2 separate regions of the Homo sapiens genome follow, and region 2 is linked to region 1. A link is an interaction called in ENCODE POLR2A ChIA-PET data of the cell type or tissue named here. Cell type or tissue: GM12878. All regions are shown on one strand. Region 1 overlaps HKDC1 (hexokinase domain containing 1). Region 2 has its middle 33 kb from the start of SRGN.

What was found. Peaks named below come from ENCODE experiments on the same cell type or tissue, not always from the same donor. Only the 100,000 strongest peaks of a DNase experiment are listed, where the experiment ranks them.
Region 2: POLR2A ChIA-PET joins it to region 1 with 9 read pairs; 3 of 35 experiments call an interaction of 5 or more read pairs at or near these places.

Annotation. Positions count from the first base shown.
Region 1 is chr10:69,227,950-69,230,449 of GRCh38, forward strand. The region is part of intron 2 of HKDC1 (hexokinase domain containing 1); the gene reads left to right. The region is part of intron 1 of LOC101928994 (a long non-coding RNA gene); the gene reads right to left. Among named protein-coding and RNA genes, the nearest start is that of HKDC1, 8.9 kb to the left of the region's middle. RefSeq lists enhancers at 1,270-1,439, 1,739-1,798, 1,839-1,888. In GM12878, no CTCF peak of the experiment used is centred here; DNase peaks (open chromatin) are centred at 1,232 and 1,522; H3K4me3 peaks cover 544 bases; H3K27ac peaks cover 1,220 bases.
Region 2 is chr10:69,054,021-69,056,520 of GRCh38, forward strand. No RefSeq gene overlaps it. Among named protein-coding and RNA genes, the nearest start is that of SRGN, 33 kb to the right of the region's middle. RefSeq lists a silencer at 842-891. In GM12878, no CTCF peak of the experiment used is centred here; no DNase peak of the experiment used is centred here; H3K27ac peaks cover 2,224 bases.

The sequences.
Region 1 (2,500 bases):
CCTCAGTTTGCCCAGCTGTAGAATGAGAAATGGCCTATGTATCTGTTTCCTATGGCTGCTGTGATGTATTACTACAATCACAGTGGCTGAAAACAATCGAATATATTCTCTGACAGTTCTGGTGGACGGAAGTTTGCAGTGGGTCTCACTGGGCCAAAATTCAGGTGTCGGCAGGGCTGCGTTCCTTCTGGAAGCTTGAGGGGAGAATCTGTTTCCTTAACTTTTCCAGTTTCGAGAGGCCACCTGCATCCTTGAGGCATGCCCCTTTCTGTTCTCAAAGCCAGCAGTGTAGCCTCTTCAGGTCCCTCTCTGACCTGACCTTCTGCCTCCTTTCAACATTTAAAGATCCTGTGATCACGTTAGTCATGCTTAGATAATCCAGGATAATCTCCCAACTTCAAGGTCAGCTGATGAGCAATTTTGATCCCATCTGCAACCTTAATTCCCCTTTGCCTTGCACCCTCAGATATTCACAGGATCTGGGGATTAGGATGTGAGCATCTTTGTTGGGGGTGGGGGACATTATTTTGCCTACAATGGCCTAGAAATCTGTAGATAGGATCTATGAGGTCCCATCCAACTCTTCCATTCTCAGCCTCTGAATGAAGCTGTAAGAGGGAAAAGGGCTGCTACTGGCCTGGAGTGGTGGCTCACGCCTGTAATCCCAGAACTTTGGGAGGCCGAGGGGGGCAGATCACTTGAGGTCAGATGCTCGAGACCAGCCTGGCCAACATGGTGAAACTCCACCTCTACTAAAAATACAACAATTAGCCAGGTGTGATGGCATGCACCTGTAATCCCAGCTACTCGGGAGGCTGAGGCAGGAGAATCACTTGAACCTGCAAGGCAGAGGTTGCAGTGAGCCGAGATTGCGCCACTGCACTCCAGCCTGGGTGACAGAGCGAGACGCCATCAAAAAAGAAAGAAAGAAAGGAAGAAGAAAGAAAGAAAGAAAGAGAGAGAAAGAAGAAAGAAAGGAAAGAAAGAAGAAAGAGAAAGAAAGAAAGAGAAAGAAGAAAGAAAGAAAGCAAAGAAAAAGAAAGAAAGAAAGAGAGAAAGCTGCCATTTACTGAGCAACCACTGTGGTCATGGGGTGCTGGGGACTCGCTGAGCCACATATTTCCTGTGACAACCCTGTGGTGTGGCTGTTCAGACAGAACCACCAAGGACCAAGGGGTTTCTCCCATGTCAGGGTCCCAGTGCCCAAACCGAGCTCGTGAAAGAGCACTGGGGCTCTCGCAGGAGCAGGGTCTGAGGTTTGGGAGCTCTCAGGGGGCTTTGATGGGATCAGTCGTGTTCTGGACCTCTCTGGAGCAATGCCTGGATCAAGGTAGCTTGGCTCTGCTGGTTGAGAGGCCCTGGGACACTGCACTGGGAAAGGCCCTGTGCCCTCACTTGTGGGTAGGTGCTTGGGATGGACAGTGCCCTGTCCTGGAAGGACGTTGAGCTTCGGAGAGAGACAGCCCTACTTTGAAATCTTGGCTCTGTCCTTGCCACAGCTTGACGAGAGTACTGGGACGTGTCCTTGACAGGGCATCTGGGGCCCCTGGGAGGAAGCAGCTGAGTCATGTGGGGAGCACCAGGGCTAAGTCCGCCTGGCTTCCTGGACTGCAGCCCCTCCTCCTGATACAGACAAGGTGTGTCCCCAGAAGCAAGGGAAGGTGGCCTTTGATGGTCTGGAGGCTCTGGGACAGGCGGTGTCCTCCTGGCCCTGGCTGCTTCTGAAGGTTCAGAAGTGAAACTAACTAAGTCATAGAAACTCTCTCCTCCTTAGCCGGGAAGACGCCCAGCTCCCCATCCCCGTCTCCGCAGAGCCTCTCACCACACAAAGCATCTCACCAGTGATTCTGTTGTGCCGAGGTCCCTGGGCCCAGAGTCCCTAATAAGCCAGGTGTTCTTGGTAAATCCCGGCACCATACATGATTGTCAGGATTTAATGAGATCATGTGGATGGCGTGCTTTAACATCTCTAAAATCTTGTCCCAAGTCCTCCTAGCTCTTGTGAGCTGGTGGTATAATTTCATGATTACCGACAAAAAACAAGCAAAACTCTCCTAATTCCTTATGGTGTCCGTTTCAGAAATGTATGCAGCTTCCAGAGAAGTCCTGAGTTTGCCTACTCCCATCAGGACCTATCTGCGAGGGAGTCACCTGTTTGAGCCTTAGTTACCACCCAGCCTTTTGGTCAGGGGGCTGCAGTGGTCTGTTCTGACAGGATCAAGTGCCTTAAAAGTGCTGTGTTAATACTGGAGCCTTCTCTGCCAGTCATGGAAGGGGCATGGGAAGCATGAGGGTGACTGTGATTCTTTGGCTTGACCCCTGCTGGCTCTGTTCCAGGCCTTAGCCTCCAGTCAGCCTCCAAGGCCAAATAGGCCTTGGGGGTGAGCCCGGGAGCCCTGAGGTCGTCAGCCTGGAGCCTCGAGTGTTTCCTAATACACACTTTCCCAGCCCCTCCCCCTGGGGACTCTGAATCTCCAGGAATCTCCGCATTCAGCCACTG
Region 2 (2,500 bases), 170 kb before region 1:
AACCCCTGCTCTAGAAGCTGTCCCGGTGACATGGAAGGACCCGGGTAAAAGATTCATAACCCTGTAGTGTTATCCACACAACTGGTGGGTTCGGCCACTTGGTGGGTATCAGTTCAATGACCGCCACCAGAGAGGATGTAGCAAGGGGATTTTATGACTTGTAACAAGTCCCAAAGCAGTGTCCCCCTGAGCCGGGGACTGGGTCACGTTTTATAAGCATAGGGTAGTGATCCGACTGGATCCTGCCATGCAGTGCCTGCTTCTTCTTTTTTTTTTTTTTTTGAGATGGAGTCTCACTGTGTCACCCAGGTTGGAGTGCAGTGGCGCAATCTCAGCTCACTGCAACCTCCACCCACCAAGCTCAAGCAATTCTTTTTTTTTTTTTTTTTTTTGAGATGGAGTCTGGCTCCGTTGCCCAGTCTGGAGTGCAGTGGCGCAATCGCGGCTCACTGCAAGCTTCGCCTCCTGGGTTCACATCATTCTCCTGCCTCAGCCTCCTGAGTAGCTGGGACTACAGGTGCCCGCCACCACGCCCGGCTAACTTTTTATACTTTTAGTAGAGATGGGGTTTCACTGTGTTAGTCAGAATGGTCTCGATCTCCTGACTTCATGATTCCCCCGCCTCGGCCTTCCAGAGTGCTGGGATTACAGGCGTGAGCCACCAAGCCCAGCCTCAAGCGATTCTTGTGCTTCAGCTAGCTGGGATTACAGACAAGCACCACCACACCTGGCTACTTTTTGTATTTTTAGTAGAGACAGGGTTTTGCCATGTGAGCCAAGCTGGTCTCGAACTCCTGGCCTCCTGTGATCCACCCACCTCAGCCTCCCGAAGTGCTGGGATTACAGGCATGAGCCACCACGCCTGGCCCAGTGTCTGATTCTTCATTCAGCCCCCACTTGGGTTCCCCTGTGGTTGCAGGCTTGGTTCATCTGCGCATGCTCAGGTTTTGTGACCCGAGGGTCTGAGGCAACTGGGAAACAACTCACATCTTTGTTACATAAAAGCTCATTCTCAGTAAACTATCGCAAGAACAAAAAACCAAACACCGTATATTCTCACTCATAGGTGGGAATTGAACAATGAGATCACATGGACACAGGAAGGGGAATATCACACTCTGGGGACTGTGGTGGGGTGGGGGGAGGGGGGAGGGATAGCATTGGGAGATATACCTAATGCTAGATGACGAGTTAGTGGGTGCAGCGCACCAGCATGGCACATGTATACATATGTAACTAACCTGCACATTGTGCACATGTACCCTAAAACTTAAAGTATAAAAAAAAAAAAAAAAAAAAAAGCTGAACCAGATTGGTCTGATGCAGTTACAGTGGCTCCGCAGAGAGCATTCAAAAGAATTGATGAACTTGAATGGGAATAAATGACACCTTAATTTTCATGAACCTCCAACTGAAATTGAGTGTTTTCTTCCGTTATGAATGTAAATGTCAAACCACAGCAGTGTCAACAGTACCTGTGACTTTGTCACCCTAGAAATCAGATCTTCTCATATCATTTTATGGTTGTTGTGGGTATCTTGAAATATGATTTAAGCTCATCTGCACTTAAAAAGTAAGATGATTATTAGATTCCTCCTAGATTTTGTTATTTAATGCATTAATGAAGATGCACATATATCACCATATCACAAATTTTACAATATTTTTGGCTACTGGCATTCAACATAATTGTTTCAATAGAAATCCTATGTATCTTAGATTTTTTTCTTTTCTTTTTTTTTTGAGACGGAGTCTCGCTCTGTCGCCCAGGCTGGAGTGCAGTGGCATGATTTTGGCTCACTGCAACCTCTGCCTCCTGGGTTCATGCCATTCTCCTGCTTCAGCTTCCCAAGTAGCTGAGACTACAGTTGCCCGCCACCACACCTGGCTAATTTTTTGTATTTTTAGTAGAGATGGGGTTTCACCGTGTTAGCCAGGATGGTCTCAATCTCCTGACCTCGTGATCCACCCACCTCGGCCTCTCAAAGTGCTGGGATTACAGGCGTGAGCCACTGCACCCGGCTATGTTAGATGTATTTTAAGACAGCATTCTGAGAAGGGGGTCTGTAGGCTGGCCAGATGGCCAAAAGGGCCCCTGATCAAAGCAAAGATCTTCGGAAGGTAAAGAACATTCAGAGGAGGCTCCTTGTCCCCAGAGAAGGCAGAGTGGTATGTAGTGGACACAGTAACTCCCTCTCTCTTCCTGTGTGGCCTGCAGGCAAAGGTCACACCGCTCACGGTCAGGGCTGTCTCACTTCCGTTTGGGGTGAGAGCACCCCCTCACTTACTCGTTTCTCATTTTTTGGCAGAAGTGCCCCTTGGCCTCCCATGGCAGCCCTGGGGGAGGGCAATAGGGCTTTTTTCCAGCCTTGTTAACCCAAGGGGGAGGGGGCAACCCAAACAGTGAGGGAATGAGAAGAGCTTGGACTGGAGGAGAGCAGTTGTTCCTTGAGCCTCGACAGGTAGATGCTGACCGCCAGCTCCTTGCTGCCCCTCACAA